6 separate regions of the Mus musculus genome follow, and regions 1, 2, 3, 4 and 5 are each linked to region 6. Evidence: chromatin loops called from intact Hi-C (ENCODE). Cell type or tissue: left cerebral cortex. All regions are shown on one strand. Links, peaks and the distances in the headings refer to the core of each region. The heading gives the core; the rest is flanking DNA. Region 1 overlaps D6Wsu163e (DNA segment, Chr 6, Wayne State University 163, expressed). Region 2 overlaps D6Wsu163e (DNA segment, Chr 6, Wayne State University 163, expressed). Region 3 has its middle 38 kb from the start of Gm52919. Region 4 holds the start of Ccnd2 (cyclin D2). Region 5 has its middle 3.5 kb from the start of Gm52919. Region 6 holds the start of Gm34148 (a long non-coding RNA gene).

Region 1 (4,000 bases), core at 1-4,000, 490 kb before region 6:
AATGATATTACATATTAGTTCCTCAGCTAATCCCTGAATCATTTTTAAACCACTAGGAAATACTAAGTGGAGATGTGTTAGTTGATATTGTAATGACTGAAGAGAATCATCCGCATTGCTTGCTCTGAGGAGGAAGTAGAGGACGTGTGGGGCTTTCGGGAGCCGCTGCTGCTGTGCTCTTGCTTGTCACCGTGGATTAACATGACTTTAGGGAGAAATTAAGCTCTGTGTCAGCTGTTCAGTTCTCTCGTTTCGTGGCGAGCTTACTGTTCTCTGACAGAACTTGTGGTGACTGTGCAATGGGTATAACCGTAATTGTATTAATTTCAGTGAAGAGATTAAAGTGCAGCCGAGTCAGTTCAGAGAGTCTGCGGACGCTGCTGGGAGGATCTACGAGGAACAGAGGAAGCTGGAGGAGAGCTTCACCATTCACCTGGGTATGGGAGCTCCCTCAGCAGCACAAGGAGCCTCGGGCGGACGTCCTGCAGTGAGCAGGACCTGCCCTCTGTATCTGGCCCCAACTCACCACCCGCTCCACAAAGGCTAGAGTTTATGTTCTAGCTAACATATTTGCAGATCAATTATAATGGCTATTAACATGGGCGACGGGAGAGCCACTTTTAGTTATTATTTGGGACATGGATCTACCCACAGTCTTGTCACAGACGTTTGCATCCACTATAGGATTTCTGTAGCTGTCTCGGTGTCTCTCTGTGCTGTCCACCCCTAGGAGCCCAGTTGAAGACCATGCACAACCTGCGGCTGCTGAGGGCAGACATGCTGGACTTCTGTAAGCATAAGAGAACTCACGGGAGCGGCGTGAAGCTCCACCGTCTGCAGACAGCACTGTCCCTCTACTCCACGTCTCTCTGTGGCCTGGTTTTGCTAGTAGATAATCGAATTAATTCATATAGCGGCATCAAAAGAGGTGAGTAGGTACCATGCAGATCTATCTCACCACATTTCTCTCAGTAATTCCATTTTTGTAGAGGAGTCTCACACTGTAGCCCATCCTGATCTTGAACTCAAAGCAGTCCTCCTGCCTCTGCTTTCTAAGTGGTGGAGTAACAGACAAGTAAAAATAATAATCTAACTATAAGTACATTTTTTATTTTAGAACAGGGCCTGCTGAGTGATCTTACCCAGTGTCCCCCATGCCGTCCAAGTCAAACAAAACCAGCACTTCTTATTGTTTACAGACACTGGGGATAGATTATAACCATAGTGTGTGTTATTTAAAGATGACTTGGAGGTGTATTAGAATGTACTTCTGAGAGTGGAGTGTTGGGAGAAATTGTTGTACCCACACATTCAAATGTGCGGTTATTACAAACAACAAGAAATCATATTTACAAACTTCATCTCCCCCTTAGATCTCATTTTCTATAAGTAAATGATAAATTTTTGATGGTTTACACTTAGAATGATGCTTTGGATCCCTTAGATTTTGCCACAGTTTGCCAAGAATGTACGGACTTCCACTTCCCACGGATTGAGGAACAACTGGAAGTTGTCCAGCAGGTGGCGCTGTACGCGAGAACCCAACGCAAGAGCAAGTGCAAAGAGGCCCGCGGTCAGTGATGCAGCATCCTTAAAGCCCCTAGACACCAACCACTAAAGCACGCAGAGTTCATAGCAGCGGGGCTTACAAAAAACCCAAAATTTAATATCTTCAGAAGCTAGGGGTTTTCCCCCAAATTTTCTCTTTCTTTCTTTCCCTTTCCTTTCTTTCTCTCTTTCTTTCTTCCTTTTTTTTCTCAGTTGATTTTTCTTTCAAGATCTTTAGTAAAAACCATGATAAAATTTCATTGCCATACTTAAGTAAGAGCTTTCGAAAAGTTTGCTTTCGAACCACACTGTCTCTAATGGCTAGACCATGTCTATAAAGGGCATTAAAGTCACAGTTAAAATGGAACAAACCCGAGGTTTTCCGTGTTCATATTTTTGTCTGGTGCTAGGGATTGACTGCAGCCCCTTCTCATGCCACGCATGTGCTGGTCCACGGCGTGCACCCCAGCCCTGAGCCATCTCTGGCTTTGTGACTTTAGGGCTGTTTTAGTTGTTCTAGAGAGAGAGAGACAGAGAGAGAGAGAGAGGGAGAGAGAGAGAGAGAGAGACTGTTGTGGTTAAAAGACTCTTTTTCCCTGTATTTATCTACAATACAACGTCCTTTCAAATTACTTAGAATTTTGTTGGAAATTTTTCAAACGTACTGAAGTATACTTTATAATTACTTCTACTTCATCTACCCTGCCCTAACTTCTGAAATTCTAGAACCTTCCAAAAGAGTGCCACCAATTGGGAAGCTAGCATTTAAATCATGAGCCAATGAAGGATGCTATGTCTTCAAATCATAGCCACACTAATCACCCCAAACTAAGCAAAGTGTCTGTCGCCCGAGAGGCTGCTCCTTGGCTCCCTGTGGTGAGAGCATCAGGGCTGTGCCTTGATAAGGGTCACGTATGTAGTGGGTCATAGCCATATTTTTATGCATCAGCTCTCTGAAACTTATTCAGCCTGTAGAACAAACTTCATATCCCTTGACCAATATCTCTGTGTTTTCCCCTTCCTCATCCCATGTTAGCTGTTACTTTGTTCTGTTAGTTCAACGGTTCCAGACTGTCCTCAGTAAGTCTTCCTTCTGGATGGTGCTCCAGGAGCACCAGGAGATGCTGCAGTCCACGGGCAGTACTGAACTTGCATCCATCCTAGTCTTTATTACATGTACATAACTTGTCAGTTTTCACCTTTCACTTAACGGGCTTCTCTTTGTCACATCTGAATCGTCAGCATCGCTGGTCTCAAGCTGTGAAACCCAGCAGGTAGCAATGCACACTGTGAATCCACTGGTCAGAGGGATGAGTTATGTCCTGAATGGAACAGAATAGGGTGGTGTGACACTTCGTCTTGTTGCTTGGATTGGCATGCAATTGAAGACTTGTGAGCTGTTATCTTTGGAGTTGTTTGATGTTTCTGAACCACAGCTGATGGTGGATAACTGAGACCACAGAAGGGAAAACTGAGATGGAAGGGGGCTGCTGCCCCTCCTTCCTATCCTGCCTGCCTGTGCCTTCCAGATATGTTTGTATGTACAGAAGCATGTGTGTCTAGTTGTCCTTCTTACACAGTGACACTTTGTATACATGTGGCTCCGTAGGCATTGCACTGAGGGCCTGCCCTGGAGGCCAGGCCCTCAGTCCAGAAGCCCCTTCGTGCCCTTTGCTGTTGTGTAGTAGTGCATTGCAGGTACCTGGGGCGGGTCAGTCCCCCGTGAGTAGGTATTTATTCTTCAATATTTAATTGTAAGCAGTAGTACATAAATAACAATAAATAATTGTGGCTCTGCTGGAGCACCATTACATTTCAGGACCAGGACACCAGTATAGAGGTGATCCCAACAGAGGACTGTGTAGAGTAGTTCACGGTGTCTTCTTATGCTGTTATCCTCTTCCTCCACCTCCCAAGCAAGTGATGATGTGGTCAGAAATATGTTCCCATATATGTTTTAAAATGTTTAATGCATTTTAGTTAGATAATTTTCTCACTTTTCCCTTCTCTTTGCTCCCTCAGCTCCGTCCAAGGATTTTTAATCTCAGTCGTAGTGACAGAGTGTGTGAAGGTGGAGGTCATGGGTGTGGGCAAGGGAGGAGGATTTTACGTCTGTGAGCTATAGCGTGCAGTACACGACAGGGAGTTTGAAAACCACCTACATTTAAGGTGGCACGTATGTGGCTTGGGATTTTGTTCTTGTGAAAGCAACTGTGTTGTGATTTGAATGAGGCAGTAGAGTAAGGCACTTTGTAAAAGACCAACTTTCTTTTTTTGTTTGTTTGGTTGTTTTAAGATGGGGTCTCAGTATGTACCCAGCCTTCCCAGAACTCACTGTGTAGCCTAGGCTAGCCTTGAACTTGTGATCCTCCTCCTTCAGCCTCTTAAAGGCACTTGTATGTTATAGAAAGTCTTGGGAAAAAACTTCTGAGTCTTCTTCATCTGCACACGA
Region 2 (4,000 bases), core at 1-4,000, 500 kb before region 6:
ATTAGCCCTTCCTCCTTGCTCTGTACCTGCTTCGAACCTCTTGTGGGTGGGCTTCCTCTAAGCCACAGTATCTTTCAGTTCTCTTACAAACATCTTGCATCAGGAAGAAAATAAAAAGAACCCTAGAATCCTCCCAGGGACTTTTGATCAGCTTTGAATTCCTTCCATAGAGTCTACCTAAGACAGCAGGCAAAGAGGGCTTCGTCAGAGTAAGGAGAAAGCTGCGGCTCCTTTGATGTGAAGTGTGACTTGTCAGGTCCCTCCCTCCGGTTCTGTTGGTGTGATGCAAAGGCCGTCCTGCTAGACAGACAGTCCATTTGACTTAGCAGGTCCTTTATTAGTTTAAAAGCATTTGTTTAAGAGTATGGGTATACATACCATTGAGATGGATTTTAATATTACTTGTATGATGTTTTTGTTGTGGAAGCTTGTTAAGAGCAACTAATACTTGATTTTTTTGTGGGTGAATTAAGGTTAATACCAAGGAAGTCAACTTAGATGAGATGCCATGTGCTCTTGTTTCTCATTAGCCTCACATAAAAAAACATTAAGACTAACAGTGTGTGAATAATTTGCTTTATTTTTAAGTTATTATGGTTAATAAAAATTAAAATATAAAAAATCATAGATGGATTTCATTTCTTTCATGATGCTGAACAATGAACCCAGACCTTGAGCCTTGTGTCTAAGGATTCAGCCAACTGTCAATCAACAACACGAGGGGAAAAGAGTTATACCTACTCTGAACATTCTCAGCCTTTCTCTCCTAGTTATTGCTAACAATGCAGTATAACAACTAGTTACATGGTTGCCCTAGTCATCAGAAGTGCTCCAGAGATCAGTTATAACAAGCTGGATCGTGCAAATAGGTTGTGTGCAAATGCTCTGCCTGGAAGTCCCTGTGAGTCCCAAGGGCTACCTGTGTTGCTCAGTTCCTTTCTGCCTCCTATGTGTTCCTGGCTAGTGCTTCCACCAAGCCCAGGACTTCTTTAACCCCTGCCTGCTCCTCCTGCAGAGATCCTGTCTGGCCACCTATGGTTGGGCTGCCCTCTTTTCTGAATCGGAGGTGATTCCTATTCGGTTTATTTATTATTCTTTGAAACAGTTCCTACTCTACCACAGACAATGAAGTAACTCACTAATTATTCACCCTCTCTGGAACCTGATGATTTTTTTCTCCTGTGGTTTTTTGGCTTTGTTTGTTTGTTTGTTTGTTTTAGGAAAAGTTATATCATTTTATCACTTGACGTTCAGGTTGCAGAGTTGTTGTGCCTGGTATTCTGAGCCAGTGTGTAGTTAACATGTTATTTGAAATAGAATAGGCTCTCTTTTGAACTTAATCTAGGCAATAGCTTTAAAAGTAATTATGTGATTAGCTGCATTTTAGATACATTCAGAATGATGTAAATGTTCATGAAATTTTATTTGTTGAATTCTTTTTGTCTTTTTTTAGTGAAAAATATCCTGCTTTAATGAAACCACATTTTAGATAGTTCTTTAAACATTAGAAGGAATGGTAATAGCATTTTTTATCCACTAGAGGGAGTACTTGTAAAATATTAATGCAGATATGTAGATATTTTTGTTTCTAAATGACTCTTACTTACAAGCATCCTATTCACTGGACACTTAGTACTTTCTGAAACATTAGTGACCAGCAGTGGTGGTGCACAGCAGTGATCCCAGTTCTCATGAGGCAGAAGTACAAGGCCAGACGCGGCTGTGTCGTGAAACCCTGTCTCAGAAACCAAATCAAGCAAAAAAGCTTATGGGGCCATTGCATTGTGTATAGTACAGTGGGAGCTACGTCACACAGAGTGTTTACTTCAGAAGATGTCAAAGTGCTCATGTGTATCACTCATCACATCCATCCTACTTAAGTGTTTGAATAAGTATAAACTCAGTTTTAAGAACAGTTTACTTAACTCAATAACAGTAAAACCGTTCCATTTTGTTTATTATATATATTTAAATTTATATGTTTACTTATTTGTGTATGTGTGGAATATGTATATAGTCGTGTGGGTGTTTTCATGTATGTAGGTGGGTGGTGTGTGTGTGTGTGTGTGTGTGTGTGTGTGTGTGTGTGTGTATCTAATGTATGTGAAGCCCAGGTCAGTACTGAGTGTCTTCCTCAGTCTCTGTCCACCATCTTTTTTGAGACAGGTTTTTCAGTGAACTTGGAGCTTGTGTGTGTGTTTGGCTTGGGTGTCTGAACAGTGCCCTCCAGGGCCCTGCCTGTCTCTGCTTTTTGAGACTGGGGTCCAGATGTGCTCCCACTCTTAGCTTTCCTGTAAGATCCAACCAAACTATCTCTCAGTCCCTCAAAATATCATTTAGAATACATTTTGGATGCATTTGTATTAAAAGATACTTTTTAATTTGAGATTTTAATGAACAAATGTATTAATGCACTCAGAACAGACAATATATCATAGAAGTACGGCTCAGTAAAATTTCACAGAGCAAGCCAACCCTTGTAGCCACCACCCAATCAAGAAATGGATGTTTTCCAGCAATACCGAAGCCTCCCTAGTGCCCTCCTGGTCTCCCTAAATGACTTCTGTCTGGACTCCACCATCGCTGATTGACTTCTCCTGTAGGGAAGCCCATTCTGTCCATGGTTTCTCTGGGTGAATAGAAGGAGTAGCCCCAGGCTACACCATCAGGTTGTAGTTTACATTGCTTCTTAAAGTAACTGTGTGACTTACTGTGTATCTTTTCAACCGTAATCAGTAGTTTCTGGGTGTAGTAGACTAGCTTCCAGCATTGAGCTCCTGTCAGTTCATATCCACTCGCCTGGGAAATCTGCTTGGGCTGCTGACGGAGCTCTTTTTGAGGAACTAGATGAGAAGGGGTTGGAACTACTGAACAGCCATGAAAGCTTGCTGGATTTCATCTGTTTCCAGCTATAGATGAAGCTCAGCGTGATGATCTGGCTGCACGTGAGGCACGCTTGGTACTTGAAGTCATAGCTGTCAGTGCTCACATACTCTTTTATGAGGACTGGGAGCATTTTCAAGATGGAGTATTAAATCTCAGATATGTTATCCTTCATAAAATTAAAAATTATGTTTTCACTCGTGGCTGTATGCCCTAAACGTGTGGTGAATATATCTTATTTGTTAATTTGTGTTTTAGACAAGGTATTGAAATGGAAAAGGTGATGCAGGAGCTGGGGAAATCGCTCACAGATCAAGATGTGAATTCACTGGCTGCCCAGCACTTTGAATCCCAGCAAGTAAGTGAGATGAGGTGTGCGGCTTTACATTTGCACTCACGTTTTCTCTTTCTCGTGAAAAAATGACTGCTTGGTTCTCCCTCCCCCTCCCCCCTCCCCCTCCCTCCCTCACTTTAGGACTTAGAGAATAAATGGTCAAATGAACTGAAACAGTCTACAGCTATCCAGAAGCAAGAATATCAGGAATGGGTGATAAAGCTTCATCAGGACCTAAAAAACCCCAACAACAGCTCCCTCAGGTACTGACTGCGGGGGTGGGGGAGGGCGCTCCTGTCACTACTGATGTTTACTCTAAAGCTGAGCCTTGTTGGCTAGATATGTTTGGCAATGAAAATCCAAGATTTTATATTTTAAAGTATAATAAATCCAAGTATATAAATCCAAGATTTTATATTTTTAAAGATTGATTTGTGTTTCCTTGGTGTGCATGGGTACCTTGCCTGCACGTTTGTCTGTGAGGTGCGCTGTTGGATCTGCTGAAGCTGGAGTTCAGGCAGGTGTAAGCAACGGTGTGGGTGCTGGGAAACTGAACTCAGGTCCCCTGGAAGGAGCAGCCAGTGCTCTTAACCATTGAGCCATCTCTCCAGCCCTTTCTTATAGGTTTTTTGAGACAGAGTCTCATTATATAGCACTGCGGATCTCAGACTTGGCATTTAGCCTAGGTTGGCCTTGAATCTGGGGAAATCCCCCAGCCTCAGCATCCTAAGTGGTAGAATTACAGGCATTTTTCTTCCATTTCATTACAGCGTATTACTCTTG
Region 3 (5,204 bases), core at 688-4,687, 87 kb before region 6:
TCAGCCTTCTGGCTGTAGGAAGAGAACAGTTTGCCGAGATGGGGCCCCGGGTATAAATAAATACATTCCAAAGCAACAGGTGAGCTCCAGAGCAGCCAGCTCTCTGGTTTCTGCTGAAACATTCCTACCATTGAGCAAACATGGGAGGAAGCACAAACATGTCTAGAAGCAAAATACGGAGCCCATGGGTTCCAGGGCTGGCTGAGGCCGTGCCTCTGCTAGCCTGTATGGACCTGGGCACTTGGCTTCCCCCTCTCTGTGTCTTAGGTGAATGGCATCCCTTGCTTGCCACCTCCATCAACTTGGCCTGTAGGTGGGATTAGGCAGGATGGATGTGTTTGGAAAGGAGAGGGACAAGTCTCATTCCTGGAGCCTCCACGGAGAAGAGCACAGAAGAAATGTGTGCCTTGCCAGCCATCCATCCCTTATTAACCCCCTACACCCCAGGGCAATTTCTGCTTACTGCAGGAGAAAGTTCGAATGACCGGAGCTCTTAATTTAGAGAGAACTGGGCAGGTGACATGGCTCATAGAACTTATGCAGTTTGGATGCTGCTGGGTTTCCATGAAGAGTCTGATATCTGGCTTAGCCAATGTATCTCAGGTTATATCTGCTAGCTTATTAACAGCCGGCATTAATATGGGGTTCATCTCTCACAAGCCCAAATCATCATCAAAGGTTTCCAACCTTTTGGTCCACACAAATCTGACAGACCAACATTAATATTTTGATTTACACCGAAAGTCAAAAATGTACCTAGAATACACGTGCCTTCCACACACTACTGCAACAAGCACGGCTGTGTACAACACACACATTCAACAGCTCCTGCATGACTTAATCAGTTAGCATCGACATGCTCAAGGCCGTGACATTTCTATCTATCTTGTTTCACACTAGAAAAAGAACAGAAATCATTCCTGCCTCCTAAGTATCCTGGGTTGCCATGATGCTACGGCTTAGACGATCTTTATGTACAGCGTTTGATTCTTTATGTACAGCATCTGATACCAGACACCATTCTTTTCAGTCATCTCTTACCTAGGAGGAGTGGCTCCACCATCAAGTTGGCCTTAAAAGATTTCTAAAATGTCTTTGGGGGCAGGGATTTGCATCAGCCACACGCATGAGCATGCGGGCTGCGTGCCCTTTCAGCCTCTCCAGGCTACTCATAACCCCCAGGCCCTCAAAGGCATGTGGATTCCCAGTAATTATGCAGGAAAGCATAGCTTAGAACCAGGAAGATGAGAGATGTCATCGTGGGGCAGCAATGCTTGCTTTGTGGTCTCTTTATGCTCAGGGTGTATCTACAGGGCTGTGGGTATTTGCTATAACTGAGGAAAATGAATTCCAAACACCAAACAGCCCCAACCTGCACCTCTCCAAAGTCTACCCTTTCATCTCTGCAGCAAGCCAAGCGCACAAGTAGTGAGCACTTTGGGGGACCTCCCACCAGGAAGCCTATCTTAAACTCTCCAAAGAACTCCATGTCCTTGCTGTGTGCGACATGCATGGGCCCTTGTTTGGGTGTTTTGATATATTTTTTTCTGTTCTAACCCCTCTTTATGTCTGCAAGATACTTCATGATATACTCTGCCCCAGGTGGCCCAAACTGACTTTAGTAACGCTGACTTTCAGGAATGTGTGTTGCCTTGGGGGTTGAGGGAGAGTCACTTATGATCAGCTAGTGCCCCAGGCCACATCAATTTGTTGTTGTGCCTACTAGTGAGCCTTCTCTGCAGGCATTCCCCTCTATATTCCAAGGGCTTGACATATCAGCATTGAAAGTGGCCAGTCAGTGAATCTTACTTATCAGATAAAATGTGTGAGGGTCAGAAAACCTCAGAGACAAAGGGCTTCCCCAAGGTTGATAGGAAACTATTATTCTGGGAGCAAAGAGTTTTATCTCTTAGAATTTTTGAAGAGAGGAATACAGGAAAACTCAACCATCAAGACTCAGAATACAGGGCTGGCGAGATGGCTCAGCAGGTAAGAGCACTGACTGCTCTTCCAAAGGTCCTGAGTTCAAATCCCAGCAACCACATGGTGGCTCACAACCACCCGTAATGAGATCTGACGCCCTCTTCTGGAACGTCTGAAGATAGCTACAGTGTACTTACATATAATAAAGAAATAAATCTTTTAAAAAAAGACTCAGAATACAGGCCCTGGGGTATCAGGGGCTCCAGGGAGATGAAAAACAAAACAAAACAAAACAAAACCAAAACACAGACCATGACAATAATGGATGCAGGCCCCCTCTTGGTCAGTCAATGGATTTCCCTCACAGGTTCACTCTCAGTCAGTCAGTGGGTTACCCTCACTGTGGTGGTATTGACAGCCGCTCCTTTGAACCCTGAGCAGTGTCTCTCAGGCCGGTGTGTGTCCCGCCTGCTCTCTGCCCAGAGGAGCCCAGGTTTCCTGAGCCTGGCCTCTTCTCACAATTAGATATGGTTCTGTTGGGGAGATAAAGAGAGGTCATAGGCCCTGAGAGGGGAGAGGGAAGGCGCCCGGCTCTCCTTTTCCCAGGAAACAATCCCATGGTCTTTGAAAGTTATTAAGAAGGAATTACCATGTAGAATTCAAGTTCATTCCAGCACACAGTGGGTTTAGCCAAATGAGGGGGGTGGGCACTTTGTGACCAAGGACTGTGACCTCAACTGTCCATCACTGAAGTGTAGAAACTGACCAGAGATAGGTCATTCTATCTTGAAGGGAACTACAGGAAAAAGGTAGCTTAGACAGATGAACTAAGGAAGTATGCATATGATTTTTTAAAAAAACCCAAAGATTAATTTATGGCCATTGGACAGTAAATGACAGGACGTCACTGCCCTCTGCTGGTAGCAGCGTCCTCACCATGTTGGCCCCTGAGTTTTCCTTTGCTTGGAAACTGGTTTGAAGACTCAGGCAAACAGCTTTTGGAACAGCTTCATGATAAAGGGCCACTCCTTGGTTTCAGGTGAGCCGTGTGCTCACTCATTCCCCAGGCTGCAGGCGAAGTGGGCAGCCAGCCACACATACTCCACTGAAGGAAGCCTTTCTGCTCCATGTCTCAGTAGTGAGGGCCACAGACTTCCTCCTAGCCAGTGTTAACGCCTGAGTCATAGCCCCATACTCGCAGAGTGCAGCTTAAGACTCTCCTGCCTGCCCGTAACTCAGGACTCTCAGAACATAGCAAACAGGATCCCTCCTTTCTGTTCAGTACGAGCTGGGCTGCTTTTCACGGAATCCGCCAGTTCGGTTGCAACCACACAAATCAGAATTGCGAGATGCCCAGTTCCAGATGGGAAACCCATCTGACAGCTCCCACCGATCCTTAAGTTATGGAGGCTGTCTACCTCTTGGCCCAAGAGTCCATCCTGGCTGCTGGTTCTGGGGAACACGATCAGGGGTCTTCCCTTCAACCCCCTACCCCAACATTCTCTGCAGGCTTTGTTTATCTTTGAGCTGTTCTAGGCATCTAAACGTACATGGATCTATCCAGAACTTCTGACACTGGAGGCATCTATCTATCTATCTATCTATCTATCTATCTATCTATCTATCTATCTATCTATCTATCTATCTATTGCCATTCCTTAATCTAATTAGACAAAGTACACATCTCCAACAACGATTTTGGATTAGGTAACGCAATTCACACGGGTCAACAACTAAAACAATAAAATGGCTTCAAGTAAACGTCCATCAATCTTGTTGCATTATCTACAGCCTTTCTTATGCCTCTTCTTTCCCCTGCAGGAGCCAATCATGGTTAGAACTTTCCGCTCTTTATCTCGGCATTTCTACAAACATGAACATGCAAATGTACATCAGTGTTGATTTTTTCCCCTTTAGGCTAAAAGGAAGCATGCTCTGTATTCTGTTCTAAAACCTCCCCTGCCCCAGGAAAATACATGCAGGATAACTTTCCCACATCAATACACTTCAAAACTACTCATTTCCATGATGTAACGACATCACAGTTTACTTCACTAGTGTCTTATGGATGGGCCAGGTTTATTTCTATTAGTTAAATATTTTTGTTGCCTTCTTCTTCCTCCTCTTCCTCCTCTTCCTCTTCTTCTTCTTCCTCCCCCTCCTCCTTCCCAGCCTTCATCACTATTTATACTGTTTCAAATCATGTCACAGGTGGGTCATTGTGCTTATTATCCAGCGGCTGGGAGGTAGGCGTTATCAACAGTCTAAGGTCATCCTCTGACACATGGGTGGATCTAAGCCAGCCTGGGTTATGTGAGTCTCCATCTCCAACAACAACAACAACAACAACAACAGCAGCAGCAGCAGCAGCAGCAGCAGCAGCAGCAGCAGCAGCAGCAGCAGCAGCAGGAGCAACAGGAGCAGCAGGAGCAGCAGGAGCAGCAGGAGCAGCAGGAGCAGCAGGAGCAGCAGCAGGAGCAGCAGCAGCAGCAGCCATCACCGCTGCTGCTGCAGCCGCCTGGGAGGCTTCTCAGCCCCGAGGATCAAGGCAGAGGTGTCAGTGGTTTGAAACCACTGTCACGGGAGTCAGATCTGCTTGTAAGAAATGCTGGCTGTCACCTTTTCCTGTGTGTTTTCTGGTGAGGGCAATGTTCATTCTCTCTCCTAGACAAGATCTAGGAGGTGATAGAAAAGGTGAGAGCTTCCCCCTGTGGGGACCATGTCCATTAACACAAAAGACAGGGTTGGACTGGAGAGATGCTTCAGTGGGTTGAAGTGCTCGATATGCAAGCATGAGGAACTGAATTTGGATCTGTCAGAAGCATGAAAACGCCAGGCATGGTGGAGTGCCCCTGCAACCACACTGCTACAGATATGTAACTTTAATTTTTCAAACCTTATTTTTAATGATGGTTCTTAAATGCTTTAACTACCTTTTAGCCCATCACCCCCAGAGGTGGTGGAAAAGAAAGGATCTGGGAGAAGTGGACCTGTTTTGAAAGGTTCTTTGGAGCAACTCCCATCTGTGCTGTCTGGAAATCAGCAGTTCAGTTCACAGGTCAGCAGGCAGCCATAGCTCGACCTACTTGCAAACACTTCACGGATACACCAGCAGTCCAGTTTGATCGAATCTAGTCAGCAACAGATTAGGTTGTGTCACCTAACAGAGACAGCCTCTGCTCCAGTCAGCAGGAGGGACCTGGAGGGACACCAGGAGAAGTTGTTGGCTGTGCCTCTCTCAGGGAAGCAAAGATCAGCGAAGACTCGAGACCCACAAGTGT
Region 4 (5,204 bases), core at 707-4,706, 300 kb before region 6:
TGAGAATTTGTTGGCTAAGTCTCTTTACTCCTCATGGAAAAAAATGATGCTTACAGATGCAGAATAGCAGAAGCCTCCTTGGCCCAACTCCTTGGCAGCCAGTTCGCTGGCCTTTCCTTGTGGGGGAAGAGTATCATTTTCCCTCTCTGCTGCCAACACCTTCCCCTTTGACACACCATGAAGAAGTCTTGGGATATGACACTCACCCTTTCACCTAAATCTTCACTGGCCTTTGTCTTCATGGCTAAAGGGCCTGAGGTGGTCACTTGTGACTCCATTTTGCACACTATGATTTGGGGCAATGTGGAGGTGCTTAAACAGGGTCAGCCCATGTACTGGGCTGTAACGGTCTCTTTTAGGGGGCTCCACTGCACCCCACTAGTAGGCTACTTTGTGCCTCTCCTTTTGTAAAATAAACATGGGGAATAATGTTCAAATGAACTGGACTAAATATAATAATACCCCAAAGAGATGCACACCTGGAAGTGCATGTCTGGGATTCTACCTCTTTAAGGCTAGAAGTTTGAGGCTAGCTTGAAATTATGCAAAGGTCCCAATTTTTGTTTGTTTTGGTTTCGTTGGGGGGGGGGGTGCAAACAAAAGGAAATGATCCTGGTCAATCAGTAGGATTCAAAAGCGCAGGATGCTACTACTGCCGGGCAGTGACTGACTCTTCAGTTCACCTGGCTCCATCTGCTAAACTTGGGGACCGGCTATAAAGCCCCTGTCAGCTGGACCAGCTATGGTGTTTCCTGGAGCAAGCTCCCCTCACGTGTAAAATAGGAAGGTTCTTCTAGGGTGCATAACTTATGGATGGGAGGAGATGGGAAGCTGGCACACTTTATTTGGAGAATTGAGTTAGCTTTGCCGGTCCTGGAAAAATTAGGGTGTCTTGAAAAATACCTCCAGTCCTCCAGCACACCAGACACATAGAAGATTCTTTTTCATGTTTTGTTTTGTTTTGTTTTTTTCTTTTTGAATAGACAAGCTGGCCTCCAATTCTAATCTTATTTTTTTTTCCTCCCCACAAGCTTTCAAGTCTGCCTGGGTTTTTTGCAGGAAGTTAGGATAAAAAAAAAAAAATTCCTTAACTACGTAAAAATCAGAAATGGCTTGAATCCCAAACCCTTCCTTCTTCCAGGGCAATGTGAGCACAAACTCGTCCTCTGGCACCATTATTGAAAGAAGCAGATCTTCCAGAAGAAAGCACCTTTAGGGGCCTCTTACACCAAACCAGAAGCAGCTGAAATCTGGCAGTGTTTCAAAGGTGAAGTCATTCAGGCCCCTCTTTGCGTTCTAGGCAATTCCTCCCCCAGCCTTGCACATGTCTGCCACTAGGTGGCAGCACAGACCCAGAAAGGACGGCTCCTCACAAAGGGCTCAGTTCAAGAAGCCAGTCTTTGCCCAGGAGATTAAGCAGGCCCAGGCAATGGCAGCAAGGGGGAGGGAGTCGATAGAGGGGGTGGTCTTCTTTCACCAGTGCAAGGTGTGCAAACCACTGTAAAAGAGAGCTGCAGAACCTTCAGTGTGTGGCATTAACATGGGGGTAGGGGGAAGTGCATGAGAAAAAAAAAGGTAGATGGTTGGGAGAAAACCAAGACAGGACCCCCTGGGGACTGTATCCAGGTCACTGTGCCTTTTGGAGCTGAACTCTCATGCTTCAGATCCACCAATAGAAAGGCAGATGTTGATTTTGCATCCAAGTTAATATGTTCATACTTAGTGCTTTGTTGGTACTTAGTGATCAGCTACTATGTTTGTCCATGAGACTTTATTGGTCTTTAAGACATTACCTGTTACACCTCCAGGGTCTTGGGAAACAACACAAACTAGAATGTGAGAAATCAGACCGTGTTCTCAGGGTTCAGTGGAAATCTGGACCTTAATTATAACATCATTAACTAGAATATTCTATTTATGCCCCCCCCCCACCCACACACACAACAGAATTTCACCCTCATGAATTTCCATGAGGCACTGATAGCTTTGCTCACTCCCTGATGTGGGAAGACTAGCTCTCTCCTACTAAAGGACATCTTTTTTTTTTTTCTTACAGTCTTGGTTAGTGTGGCGGCCTTAGTGTGATGGGGAAGGGCAGAGTCAGGAGCAGGGAGGGCGGCATTACCAGCAGCTCCTGGGGCTTCACAGAGTTGTCGGTGTAAATGCACAGCTTTTCCGCAGTCAGCGGGATGGTCTCTTTCAGCTTGGAAGCTAGGAACATGCACACTGCACCCAGGAGCTGAAGATGGGTCTTAGGAGTCGGGACTCCAGCCAAGAAACGGTCCAGGTAATTCATGGCCAGAGGAAAGACCTCTTCTTCACACTTTTGTTCCTCACAGACCTACAATCAAGAGTGGGGTAGGGTCCGAGGGGGATAGGGAAAAATTAGTATCAGAAACAGAGGGAAAAGAAAAATAAAAGCATAATCTGAGATAACAAAAAGAATTTTTTATGTGTGTGTGGGGAGGGGGAGGAGAGTAGAAAGGATAGTAAGAATAGAGATGAGAACGGTGGGGTAAATCCGAAGGGCTCCTGGGGTTCGGGTATTCCCGCAAAGCTGAAAAAGGTGATGAACTAAAACCTCCACAAACCCCAAGGCAAAGCCCAGAGCCGCCGCCGCCTGCCGTTCCCTCTGGCTCACTTCTCAGCACACCAACTCACTCTTTTTTGGATTTCGTCATCTTTTCAAAAAATCAATAAAAATATTCTGGAAGCTCCGAAAGTCTACTTCTTGGTCTCGTTCGGATCCTCAGATCCTATTCTACCATTCCCGACAATTGAAAAAAATGTCCAGGGTGGTCTCGGCGGTCCAGGGGCCGCTGTTCGGTGGGTGGGTGGAGGAGAGAGGGGGAGGGAGGAGGAGGAAGCGCGCCTCGGCCGGCCGCCGCAGTTGGAGTCGGAGCAGGGGGGAGCAGTTTCAAAAAATTATTAAAAATCGAGGGAAAATCCTAGAAACGCTCTGTGGGCCTGAAAACCCCAGAGAGGTCCCAGGCTCCCTGGAAAAGAGGTTTCGGGTGTCCGTAAGGTCGGTATCTCCACCCCAGGGGCTCTAGATCTCAGTGGGGGAAACTTGCGGAGTGTTCGGCTGCGGCCCACAAGGGCAGTAGCTAGGAAGGCTGTGCCTGCTGGGGGTTGGGTGAGACGAAACCAGGGAACCCCCCTCCAGGAGGCATGCGGGACTCTGACCTCTCATTTGGGGGTGCCCCCTAGCCTGCTCTACACACCTCCTCCCCCGCTTCCTACCCCACCCAAATCTGCGCGCTCAAGAAGCAGCCAAACTGTAAGTAACCTTGGTGAACCGAGGGCTGGGGAAGAGGGCACGATCAGAAAGAGGGTGCCCAGGATCATGGGGTGCTGAGAGGGGGTGGGGGCGCCGGCGAATGTTGCCAGTCCTTGTAAATGGAGTTTGCAAAGCAACATGGCGAAACCACGGCAGGTCCAGAGCTGTGCATACGTGGGCACCCTGCTCTCTCGGCAAAGATTGCAAGCAAGGCTAAAGCAGCGGTTCTTTCAGATTGCCCTAAACGCACGTTTTTTTCAGTATGACTTCCGGGGCTCTCCTGAATTCCCTGTTTCTCCCCCACCCCCACCTCCTGCCAAAGTGCCAACGCGGAGTCCTAAGGCTCAGACGGTTTGCCCCAACCCTGAGAGTCGGGGGCGGGGGGGGGCTCTTTATATGTTGGTATGGATTGTTAGGTCGCAACACCCTCTGGGGCCTCACTGAAGGCAGCCGGGGTTGCTTCCACACCACAGGTCAGAAATGGAGATGGGAAGACGAGGAAGCCACATGCAGGCACACGCGCGGGATGCCAACCCCCCGGGGGGGGGAGGACATCCTCACTCACCCAAGTTTTCCTCCACTAGTTAATCTAGCAAGGGACAGAATTAGCGTCTCGCCCAAGGGTGCGGGGCTACCTCGCGCACGAGCGGGGGAGGCCAGCGCAGGGGTAGTTCTCCCGCAGTTTTTAGGATCTCTGCGTGTTGGAGGTAGGGATGGAGCGGCTGGGCTTGCCTCTCCCTGAGAGCGTCGCCCGCACACCTACCTCTAGCATCCAGGTGGCCACCATCCTGCGCATGTACGGTTGGATGTCCTTCTGCACGCACTTGAAATAGGAACACTGCGGGAGGTAGCGCTCCTCGATGGTCAACAGGTTCTGCAGAACGCGGTCTTCCAGCAGGTTGCGGTCCGGCACGGCCCTGCGGACCGGGTCCACCTCGCAGCACAGCAGCTCCATAGCCAGCCGGCCACCACTCGGTCCCGACTGTAAATTTTTTTTATTATTATTATTTTTTGGAGGTGCGGGGGGGTCGGGGAGTGCTTCCCTTACCTCCTTCCTTTGGCTGAATGGGAGATTTGGGAGAGGAAAGAAATGGCAAAGAGAGAGAGGGAGAGAGAGAGAGAAGAGTGGAAGGTGGGCGAGCGGAGCCTCAAGGGCCGCCTGACTCGCACCGGTCCTTCCCTCCGAACTGCCCGGCTCTCCTCAGCTCGCTCTCCTCTCTCGCTCAGGCAGTGACGCAAGCTGGAAGGGCAGTTAGATCTCCTCCCCCTCTCAGGTTCCTCCTCCCCCTTTCCTCCCCTCCTCTAGCGTCCCTCCCCTCCTTTCAATCTTTCCCTCCCTCTCCCCCCCCCCTTCCCTCTTGTTATTAAGGAGCACAGCAGCTGGCCTGACCAAACTTCAAACACGATCCCCGCTCCCCACCCCCAACCCCTCTCCCTACTTCTCCGAGGCCCTCTCCCCATCCAGCCCCGCATGCTAGGGGCCTCGGATAGGGGAACCCACAAACCCCATGGATTCCTATTGATTATCCTTTCTGACATTCTGTAGGCATACCATGGGGGCATAAAGGGTGTGTACGTGTGTGCTCTCTAACTTCGGAGGCTTGCAATGTGATCAGAAAAACAGCCCATTATTCAAGATTCAGGTAGATAGATTTACCATGTGGATGAGTTCAGATAACTTAGAAGTAGACCCCTAAATGAGGAACAAGGAAAGGCTTATTTGAGAAAATTGCAACCTCGCCAAACCAGGGATAAAGGTTATGCCCCTCAAGCTTAGACTCCTGATAACTTTCAAGCTGTTGTCCGCCCCGAGCCACGTGCGTGGAGAGGAAGAGGAGGAAGGGGTGGATGTTGGAGAAAGGGGTGCTTCTTAAGCCTAGTAGAATATGACCCTCCTGCAGAAACCTTTCTGTTCTTGGGGGCG
Region 5 (5,204 bases), core at 675-4,674, 120 kb before region 6:
CACCTTCCTATCCAATGCTGGGCCAGCCCTGGTCTGTTAAACACACCTGAAAGAAAGAAAGAAAGAAAGAAAGAAAGAAAGAAAGAAAGAGAGAGAGAGAGAGAGAGAGAGAGAAAGAGGAGGAGGAAGAGGAGGAGGAAGAAGAGGAAGGGGAAGGGGCAGGGAAAGGGGTAGGGGAAGAAGAAGAAGAAGAAGAAGAAGAAGAGGAGGAGGAGGAGGAGGAGGAGGAGGAGGAGGAGGAGAACTAGAGCTTTCAGGTGATTTGCATTTCTTTACTCTACAACTGTGTCTCTCCAGTGTTGATGGAACCCCCATGAACTCCCTTCCCCACCGTACTGCTTACTAGGACCACCTCCTCCATCCTTTCCACATTCCTCTGAGTAGGACACAGTTCTTTCCATTTTATGCCAAACACCACCCAAAGGCCATGCTCCTCTGATATGCACCCCCTCATGAGAAACCAGCACTTGGCGTCATCTTGTTCCTGGTTTCGCCCAGAGCTGTTGCCAAGACTTCCCACCTTGCAGGTCTGGCAAAGATAACTCCTTTATGCTGGGCCTTGGTTATCAGAAACAACGTGAGCCGCTTTCCATTGATAACTCCACGTCAATCAAGCCCAGGCAGCCTCTCTAGCAGTTATCTCAGTTAAAGACTCAACCAGTCTCCTGCCTCCAAAGCCTACACTGGCAACCTCTAGCAAAGCGATGCTCCCGCTTGGTTAGGAGAAAAGGTGCTGGCATACTAAGCTGTATGCACTAGAAACACTATGGGACCAGAGAACAGACAGGGAGTTATGACCCACTTAAAACATCTGTGAGAGGAAAGCCGAGATTGGCCAGCTGCTTCTTTCCGCTGATGCTTGTAACAGCTGAGGAATCTTAACCTTTCACAGAAAGCTCTACTTGGTGCCCAGTTTCCCAGCCTTTTCTCCATGTTGTCATAGTCATCTTCACAGAAGAGCTTTGTGAGAAGAGTCTCCCAATCCTCACGAAGTGAGGACCAGTTTCCAACAGGTCTTCACAGTTCTGCTCAACCTTGAGTTTTGAGCAAAAGACGAAGTGTGCAGCTGCCTGTTTTCCTCCTCCAGGTCCAGGGGCATGGTGAGTTTCCCATAATGCCTTGTGAGGAGAGGTAGAGAATGCATCCCAGAGAAGGCCCTTAACTTCTTCGTGGTGCCTCTCACTCCTGAAGTGCCATCAGATTTCCTCCAAGCAGAGGCTGGGATAACAAACCCACACACAGATTCTCCTGTCTTCACTCGCACATGCATGCACATGCACACACATGCACACACAAGCATACACTCATCTGCTTTCAAGGCCAAGGTCTTGCTGAGCACTCAGGGACCCACAGGCAAGGGCTCTTACAGTGATTTTGGAGGAGGGCATCGTTATGGAAGTAATGGGGCATGCAGCTCTGTCATGGGGTCCAAAACATCTACCATGAGGGTTCTTGGTAGAATGATAAAGCTACAGAGAATGCCGTAAGTGACATGGGAGACTAGAGTCTAGGTATATGTGGTTTCTTAGTGTGATAAAGAGTAAAAACCCAGGCCCTATAAGATAACTCAACCGGTAAAGGCACTTGCTGCCAAGTCTGAGGACCTGAGTTTGATTCCCACAACCTACTTAAATGTGGCAAGAGAAACAGATCCACAAAGTTGTTCTCTGACTTCCACTTGTGGGCATCCTCAAAGGCCACACACACACACATACACACACACACCCCACCTGTAGGTCTCCAAGCACATGCAGCTACACTGTCCTCTCCCCAAGTGTGAAATCTGGCCTGGGCATGGTGGCATATGCTTTTCATCCCAGTCTGCTGAATGCAGAGACAGATGCAGCTCTGTGAGTTTGAGGCCAATGTGATCTACATAGCAATCCCCAGCATAGCCAAAACCATGCAGTGAGACCTTGTCTCAAAAAGAAAAACTCCACCCAGCTCCATCAAAGGCATCTTTTGGGGGCAATAATGGAAACGGAAACCCAACTGTATTTTGCTACCACTGTCAAAGTCCTCTAGTGCATTGGGCCCTATACGTTGGACCACATTTACAGAGGAACACCCAATGGAATCTGGCCACCCTCTCCATGAACATTGCTCCTCCACTTTTACAACATACTCAGGATCCTGGGAAAGCTGTTCTGATTGCCCCCCAGGTGATTTCACCAGAGCACTCAGTGATTAGGCCACTAATTGTTCAGCACTATAATGTAATAAAGTCACCCGTTCATTTTATAGAATGCCTTTTTCTCAATGGTCCAAAGTGCAGTCTAAGTGTGATATTGCCCCGTTAGCTTCTTATACTTGAAGCCAAGGTATTCATATCTAAAATCTTAGCCAAAATGTCTGCCCCTCGTCCTTGACCCATCTTGGCTTGCCTCCCTTGTTTGATTCACTGCAGTCTACTGATACACCAGCGGCTTCTGGACCACAGTGGCCTTCTGCCTCTGGACCGATGGGTCCTTTCTCAATGACGAAGATTTGCAATGGCTAGTGTGTACATCTTTATTTGCTGCTGATTGTTGTGTGGCATGACCTTACAGAAGACAAAACATTCTTTGCAGATTATAAAGATGTAAGCAGGCATCTGTGCAATGTAAGGATACCCCCAGAAACCTAAAGGAGCCCCATCTGGGCACGGGGCCAACCCCAGGAACGAGGTAATGTGTAGGAGCTCATGTTTTTTTCCACAAGCTGGATTCTGGGAGACCATAGTCTAGCAAGATGCTGCCCTTGCTTGCTTATCAACAGGCATCATTGCTTAACCCATCCACAGCTTCTAAACACCCAAAAGGGGGTCTGAATTCCACACGACTGAAGCAGCTGCTGAAGCTGTCACTCAGCATCTGCCACAAAGGACCTGGCTCCATTTCAGGGAGGGTTGCCTGAGGCCAAAGATGATGAGAAGGAGAGATCTCAGGGGAAACAGGAGGGCCAGCTGGGGATGGAGGGGAAGGCACAGAGGGGAAATCCAGCAAAGACAAAACAAGGAGTCTTCAAAACGCATGGAGTCTTCAAAACTCATGGCGCCTTCATGGGAAGAAAGAGGTTGGGTGGGGAAGGGAAGCCCTGCAGGAAGGCTCGGCTCATCCTCAGGCTGATCATCAACTCTGGAGAACTTAAGTTCCCAAGGACACCTTCCTGCTACTGTTTTGGCCACCAGAGGGCTCCTGTATTCCAAAAATATTATGGAAAAGAGACAAATGATTCCATATTTTCCACCCCATGCATAAACCTGTAAGATCAGCAGTCTTTGCCTTTGTGGGGATTCTGATAGTCTATCTCGACTTGTAATGCTGTGACCCTGGGTGAATATACACAGACGCCATCAACCTCTTTGCTCTGTTTCCCTTTCTAAAATGGGAAAGCTGCCCTATGTTCTTACAGTCTATATACAATCAGGGAAAGGAGAGGGAGAGGGAGATGGGAGAGGGAGATGTTTCTAGCAAACAAGACAAGAGACCGTAGAGATAAAATCATGTTTTATTAGAGATGACATGCCTGTACCTTAGGTTCACTATTGTCAACGCCCTGGTGACATTCCAGGAGAACAGAATATGTCTGTCTGATAAAAGGTTAATGTACCATTTCTGCTCATTCTAACCTTGGCCTAAGCTCTACACCTCACAAGTTTCTTTTTTCTTTTTTTCTCCTTTTGTAAAACGGAAGCGTTTTCAGCTCACAGGTTGAATATGAAACTCGCTAATGTTGAAGGGGGTTGAGTTGGCAAATAGCCAATGCTCACAGTTCTGCCCTTCACTCACATGTGACTTACAAATGACACTAATATGACTGGTAGTACCAACCCAAATACCAAACTGAGCATGCTCAGTCTGGAGACAAGAGGATTAAGGATGCTGTCAGGCCTGCCTTGAAACATCTGCAGGAAGACAGATTTGAAATCTTCAACCTCACCCCAACAAGTAGAAATGAGTCTCCTGGGGGAAACAGTAGTAAAACTTGACATTGTATGAGTGACTGAAGAAGTACAGTCTCGAAAAAATGCATGGAGAAATGAGTCAGCTCACATCTCCAGTCCAGACAGAAATGGTGAGTGGGACGCTTAAGGGAAGATCTAGCCCGGGTTTCTGCAGTAGATGGACCAGGATGTTCATGAGACAGAATGGGAGGAGGCACAGATGGTATGCCAAGCTCTCCTGGAAAGCAGCTCCTGAGGGGAACTGGAGAAAGTGGGGTGTCTTAGAGATGGAGCGTGGCATCACAGTCTACAGGAACTTGGACATGCATATCCTTGTCTCAAGGTCTTAGCTACAAACAGTGATAATATTATCAGAATTTGTTGACTCTGCACGATGCCTAGCTCAGGGCTTTGCCACACAGCGTTATTCACTGTGTGAGTTGCTCTTTATCTTATGGGCAAGGAACCAGTCAAAATCAAAAGAACTGGAGAAATCCCAGCCCCTATAGGAAGGATGTATACTTCCGTGGAGTCCAAAGAGCAGGCGTGGGTATGTTTGCTCTGGGGGTGTAGCTGTAGGCTGTGCCCCTGGTTATGTAAACTGAACTGGGAGCTATCTGTACTATATACATGGGGCTGGGTGTGGGCATAGATAGGCAAGGAGAATGTGGGTGTGCTCAATGTGAATCAAACGTGTCAGTTACCTTACAAATGAAGCAATCTGAACCATGTTGTCCCACATCGCCTTTCTTTGGAGCCTAAGTGTTCTCTCTTCTCTACCTTGTCCATGTCCTTTCTTCAACCTGCACACACTCCTTCACTGTAAGAAATCTTCCCCTGGTGGAACTCATGCCACTCCCCCCAGCCCCCCAGGACTTTACCTAACCCCAATCAAACATCTTATGCCTGACAAGTAAACAGGCTTCAGTTGCATTTAAAGCTACCAGGAAAGGCAAATGGAAACTCTTAAAGACAGTTTTAAATCACCAGGGATGTGGCTGGGCAGGTGGTAGCCAGACACTCTCCAGTTTTTCTGAAGCCAGCAGGAGAGTTGTGTTTGCATTGGAGCAAGAAGTATCTGCAGTTTTCCCTAAAGCTCCCCTAGAGGTAACTCTGTTAGGGCACTGGCAACACTGGTCATAAGAGGTTACACAATAGCCTTTTTCTGGGCTTTGAATGTAAGGCTCTCTGTACTCAACCTGCAGGGATGGCTACTCCCATATCCATCAGGATGATGCTTAGCAGTCCATGAGCACACTACCCTAACATTTGGACCACA
Region 6 (5,204 bases), core at 572-4,571:
ATTTTAAATCAAATGGTGTGCGGGGTTGTTGAGGAGCTTGCCACCAAGCCTGACTAAGTTCAGTTCCTGAACTCACATGGTAGAAGGAAAGACCGACTTTCACAAGTTGTCATCCGACCTCCACAGCCTTGCTGTGTGGCATGTTAGCACACACACACATACAAGTACAAAATAAATAAACGAATGACTGTAAAATAATGGGTGCTCAGAATAAAAGAGGAGAGAAAAAAAAATCTATTGAGAGGACATTGAGAGCCAAGATAAGTAAGAAAAGCTAGTAGGAAACTGTTTGCTGACTCAGGACATGGAAGCCATTAGACCTTGATATGACCTTCCACCTCATCTGCTCCAAAAGCCTTAGTTCACAGATGGGGCCAAAGCAGACTAAAACAAAATCAAAAGCTGCCTGTGCTCCCTGGGCTAGCAAATGGCAGAGCCAGCCTGGAAACCAGTGTGGCGGGCTTTTCACCCCCCCCCCCCCACTTAATAAATTCAAATCTCCAGACTTAGACAAATCACGTCCCAGGTTGTTCAAAGAACTCCCAGAACCATTGTCAATAACCTTTGAAAAAGCATGGAGAATGGGGGACTGTTAGCAGACAAGAGAAGGACAAAGTTGTCCCCGTTTTCAAAAGGGGGGAAGGGGCATATTATAAAAACTATAAGCCAGTCAGCCCAACAATTACTCCTGGCAGAATTCTAGAACAGAATTTTAAAAAGCTATTTACTCCACAAACATTATTATAATAATAGAAACGAAGGGGAAATAACCCACAATTTCACCACTTTTAACCCATCAAGTGAACAGATCATTAAGTGTACGTCTTTAGAAAAGCAGAGATCACTCCGAGCCAACCCCAAATCTTTGAAACAAAACATGTCTTCATTTATTCCTTTTTTGATAGGGATATTAGAGTGGTAGAGAGAAGAGACATCAAAACTATCCTTGCTTTCAGCCTGGCCTTTGGCAAGACCCATCATAATTGCAGTGTGATAAGACAGGAACTGGCTGCTGGCCATGGGGACAGGCAAGGCTGGGTTGGGACTTACACCTGCAGAGTGCTGATTAGCGTGTGGAGCAGCCTGAAGGGGAGCTGGTGGGAGCGTGAATTCTCTTTGATGCTTTCAGGAGAATGAATATATATATATTTTTTTGTTTTAGAGAAGACAATTATTAGATTTTCTTATGGCACAAAGGAGAACGGCCACCATGAGGGCTAAGCAAATAACTAATAACAGTAACAAATGGTTATATCGATCACTTATTAGGTGCTATGAATTGTGGGAAATAGATTTTTTTTCTAAATAATTATCACATATAACTTGTAACCAACCTACCAAGAAGGGAGCAATATTAACTCTCTCCACTTTAGGGAAAGCTTGAAGTTAATTAAGTCTTTTGTTCAAGATCACAAACAGGGCAGGTGTGTGAGGGAAAGAACAGACTTTTGTATCCCAGAATATCTGGGAGCTGACACAGGACCACACAGTTCTCAGTAAGTTCCACAACTTAAAACCTTACGATAACATCAGGCTTAACTCCTGTATTTTGGTTTTTGAAGTGAATCGTCTGGGTTTCGAAACGACTGAGTGGGGAAAAGGCATACTGTGTAAGGATGAGACTCTGAGTGTGGCTCCCCAGCACTTGAATGGTGGCACAGGTCGTAACCCAAGCCCTCGGAGGCAGAAGATGGTGACTCTGAAGCTCACTGGCCAGCCAACATAGCTGAATCTGTGAACTCCAGGCTTCATAAGAAACCCTGTTCCCAAAAAATAAACTAGAGAACAATAGAGGAATATACCCAGTACTGACCTCTAGCTCCACACACACGCACACTCACCCACAATGGACATTTCACACTTGCACATGTGTGCGAATGCACTCATGCACACGCGCGCGCACGCGCGCGCGCACACACACACACACACACACACACAAAGACACACACACTTTCAGTGGATTTCATATACAACAATGGGAACAGTTCTTGTCAGGACAGTCACATGAATGACATCGGAGTTTTAGTTGACCAACAGTTCCAAAGAAAAATCAGTGTGGCATAATCTTATGAAAGCTAATCATAGTTTGGCCCCAGTCATAGAAACATAAAATGTTGGCAAGGCTGTAACACTTTGGTTCTAAGGAAGAACATTCTAGCTCTTGGAGACATCTAGAAACTCAGTGGACTACTTGCTTCTCCGAGTGGGCAGTTTTCATGTCTGAAAGAGTTTAAACAGATTGAATTGTGGTGGTGGTGGGGGAGACTTGTAATGAGGAGTTTCACGTAGGTTCAGGGAAGGAGACTGAGGACTGGCAAACTCCTTTCTAATCCCAGATTTGTCCTCAGATGTTAGGGTATCAGACCTTGGTTGGCGGTCATAGATCAAACAGTGAACCATCTATCAAAGAACCTCCAAACAATTCCATTGTACATTAAAGTAATCTTACTACCCGAGTCTATTGACATCCTATGTCAGAATACAAGACTCATCACCTTTGCTCATAGTAGCCCAGCAAATGCTCCTGACCACCTACCTCTGATTTTGACAGATTGTTTCTGATCACCTAACTGTTTTTAAGGGACTTCTAGTTTAAGTTGTTAAAGCTTTACTCTTAAGTACACATTAGAATTATTATTCCCACCATCCTGGATAAAGCAACATGGACAGCAGGGTCCTTTGGACATGACCTTCACAAAAGCTAGGCCTGTCCATCCAAAACTGCAGGAATTCTCTGGCTTATTAGAAAGTTTGTGCCTGTGGCTTGGCCTCCTCTTCTTCCTCCTCTTCCTCCTATCAGGAAAACTGTTGCCTGTGTGCTAGCGCCATCTTGTGTTGGAAATTAGCGAGCTTTCCAGCCACGGAGCAAAGGAGACCCACTCTGTACCCAGTGAAAATGCAGATAGAAAGAAACTACAAATGAAATATTGTATGCCCTAAGTCATCTAGGCAAGACGTGTACAACGTCCTTTTCCAAACATGGATGCTGTTTGTCCTCTCTCTGAGTAGAAGACCAGATAACTAGAGCGATGGGAAACACCCTCCAGATGAGTGGAAATGAAAGCATTCAGTGTGAGAGATCATAGCAGATTTTTTTTTTCCTTTTAGTTTCGATTTCTTGGAACCCGTGGCATGTTCAGACAGGAAAGTGTGACTAGAGACCTTTGGAAGAACTCAGACATTGCCCTGCAGGGCAAGATTGGAGCCGATGCAAGGATGAGACCACAAGCTGCATCAAATACTCTACAGTAGAGAGAGGCTAAGGGTTTGGGTTATCCCTCAGCACATCGCTTTTTGAGAACTGGTTGTCAGGTAGGTCTTGTTCCAATGCCTTGCCAAAAGATTCCAAATCATATACACTTTATTGGCTTTTGCAGGGTACACTGTTATATGCCGTTCTGTTGCAGCTTTGGTTCTATTCAGGGTCTGGAATAATGTCAAGACTCGTTTATTAGAAATAATATATTAGGAGTTATGCTAAAACTTACACTTAGGTGGGCCATGGGGTGACTTCCAAGATCCTTTCTATGTGAGTTGGGGCCATCCTTGAGGTATGTTATGGTGACCTGGCCCAAAGGATCCAGCAGGTGGTGGGGTAAGAGTCTCCAGGTCACTATTTGCACCACGCTATGTTGGTCTGGACCAGAGATCTGCCCATTCATTCCTACAGCTTCTTGTCTTCTGTCTTGTTTGGCTTGTGCCTTTGTAAGCCATTTGTGTGGGAACATTTGAGTCTTCTGTCTGTGGAAAACTCCTCAAAGACAAGGATAAGGACTTTTGCACACCTATGGGAGCCTTGGTAAGGATGTGTCTGAGCCTCACATCTGATTGTATCTTACTACAGACTTAAGGAATTGCCAGTAATCTTGATGACGGTCAAGACCAAACCATTCATTTTAGACAGAGATGGAGGCTCCAAAGTAGAATTGGGTTGGCTGGATATCATGCTGTTGGGCAGGCCCGAACTGCTGGAGGCTCCTGGCTCTTTTTATTCACTAACAATGCATCCCACCTTTTTCCTTCACTTCCCCTGAAGCACCTAGTCACAGGAAAGAAAGAGCTTCAAAGTAGGAAGTGAATGTGGCCTTTTGTGTCGTTAAAAAAAAAACAGGTTTATTTAAACATGAAAGGTTAGATAGTTTTTCTAACAGAGAAAATGGGAACTGAAAGCATAATGAAAAAACTCCTATCCCCACCCACCAGCACAATGCTAACAACACTAAGGTCAACACAGAGTTGTAACTATGGGCAAAGTACCTGGGTTCTGAGAAATCGTGGGCAGTTTTCAGAGTGGGGCTTTGGACTTCTGGAAGCCCTGAGAAGGAAGAAGAGAACCAGAGGAAGGACGAGTAGGAGGAGAAGAAACAAGATTCTGGCTTTTAAAAAGAAACTGTTCAGATTTTTTGATGGATATCTCACTCACCTTACAACATGCTCGTTCACAGTGCTCAGTTTGCTAACTTCTAGAGTGAAGGTACTCAGCCTTGAGAGAAAAGGTTAAAGAGCACTGAAAGCCAAAAGCTGGGGCGGAGGCACTGCACCCCTCCTTGCGATATCCTTTATAGTAGGGGTAACTGGAAGATACAGTCTTAAATGCAGGTCATGCTTTCTTGCCTCTGACCTGTTGGCATTATTAACCAACAGAGGCACCCCCACCAACCCCATTGACGGGTGGTGGTGGTGGGGAGGCCAAAACTCCTCCCACAGACGTGTGCTTGACTTGGCAAACGGAGACCTTGGCCACTAAGGACTAGCTAGCAGGAACGGGTGCCTCTGGAGTTGAGAGTCAGGAAGAGGAGCAAAGAGCTAGGGTAAGGGTCATAGGCAGTACCACAGCAAGCGGCACGGTTTTCTTTAAGAAAGAATAGCACATGCCATTCTTGGGAGGATACCTGAATCCATTTGGGGTTGAATAGTCAGAAGAGGGTGGCTTAAAATCACACTGAGAACTCATGTAAGGACCCTGGAGTGAAGTACCAAGAGTTTGGGGCTCTGGAGTGAATTGCCAAGGTTAAGCTTCCTTGCACTTGAGCACAATAACTTTTTTGTACCTTGGTTCCCTTGCAAGAAGAACAGGTGCTATTTCATGAGATTGTTGGGCCTTGCCCATATATACAGGCATAAATTCATGGATACTCTCTCTCTCTCTCTCTCTCTCTCTCTCTCTCTCTCTCTCTCTCTCTCTCTCTCTCTCTCTCTCTCCT

The links. Peaks named below come from ENCODE experiments on the same cell type or tissue, not always from the same donor. Only the 100,000 strongest peaks of a DNase experiment are listed, where the experiment ranks them.
Region 1: a loop joins it to region 6, with 8 times the contacts of the local background. A loop is called at or near these places in 19 of 42 quality-filtered maps.
Region 2: it touches region 6 in a loop (5-fold over the local background); 19 of 42 quality-filtered maps call a loop at or near these places.
Region 3: a loop joins it to region 6, with 2.9 times the contacts of the local background. A loop is called at or near these places in 16 of 42 quality-filtered maps.
Region 4: it touches region 6 in a loop (6-fold over the local background); 38 of 42 quality-filtered maps call a loop at or near these places.
Region 5: a loop joins it to region 6, with 9 times the contacts of the local background. A loop is called at or near these places in 17 of 42 quality-filtered maps.

Annotation. Positions count from the first base shown.
Region 1 is chr6:126,954,405-126,958,404 of GRCm38, forward strand. It overlaps D6Wsu163e (DNA segment, Chr 6, Wayne State University 163, expressed), which reads left to right. Exons shown (of 14, transcript NM_138594.3): 7 at 331-437; 8 at 731-928; 9 at 1,445-1,573. Among named protein-coding and RNA genes, the nearest start is that of D6Wsu163e, 16 kb to the left of the region's middle. In left cerebral cortex, for the core only: a CTCF peak has its summit at 1,512 (motif pointing right); a DNase peak (open chromatin) is centred at 1,521.
Region 2 is chr6:126,946,917-126,950,916 of GRCm38, forward strand. D6Wsu163e (DNA segment, Chr 6, Wayne State University 163, expressed) reads left to right here. Exons shown (of 14, transcript NM_138594.3): 5 at 3,142-3,241; 6 at 3,359-3,480. Among named protein-coding and RNA genes, the nearest start is that of D6Wsu163e, 9.0 kb to the left of the region's middle. In left cerebral cortex, for the core only: CTCF peaks have their summits at 1,543 (motif pointing right) and 1,742; no DNase peak of the experiment used is centred there.
Region 3 is chr6:127,356,643-127,361,846 of GRCm38, forward strand. No RefSeq gene overlaps it. Among named protein-coding and RNA genes, the nearest start is that of Gm52919, 38 kb to the left of the region's middle. In left cerebral cortex, for the core only: a CTCF peak has its summit at 2,848 (motif pointing left); a DNase peak (open chromatin) is centred at 2,843.
Region 4 is chr6:127,146,539-127,151,742 of GRCm38, forward strand. It overlaps Ccnd2 (cyclin D2), which reads right to left and starts at 4,510. Exons shown (of 5, transcript NM_009829.3): 1 at 4,044-4,510; 2 at 2,126-2,341. The coding sequence starts at 4,235. It overlaps 9330179D12Rik (RIKEN cDNA 9330179D12 gene), which reads left to right and starts at 2,851. Exons shown (of 3, transcript NR_040274.1): 1 at 2,851-3,025. In left cerebral cortex, for the core only: CTCF peaks have their summits at 1,339 (motif pointing right) and 2,620; DNase peaks (open chromatin) are centred at 1,340, 2,262, 2,631, 2,917 and 3 more places; H3K4me3 peaks cover 2,666 bases; H3K27ac peaks cover 2,426 bases.
Region 5 is chr6:127,322,018-127,327,221 of GRCm38, forward strand. No RefSeq gene overlaps it. Among named protein-coding and RNA genes, the nearest start is that of Gm52919, 3.5 kb to the left of the region's middle. In left cerebral cortex, for the core only: a CTCF peak has its summit at 3,162 (motif pointing right); DNase peaks (open chromatin) are centred at 3,169, 4,108 and 4,500.
Region 6 is chr6:127,443,688-127,448,891 of GRCm38, forward strand. It overlaps Gm34148 (a long non-coding RNA gene), which reads right to left and starts at 4,623. Exons shown (of 3, transcript XR_378051.2): 1 at 4,424-4,623; 2 at 4,258-4,315; 3 at 3,448-4,039. It also overlaps a transcript of Parp11 not described here. In left cerebral cortex, for the core only: a CTCF peak has its summit at 2,832 (motif pointing left); a DNase peak (open chromatin) is centred at 2,835; H3K4me3 peaks cover 318 bases.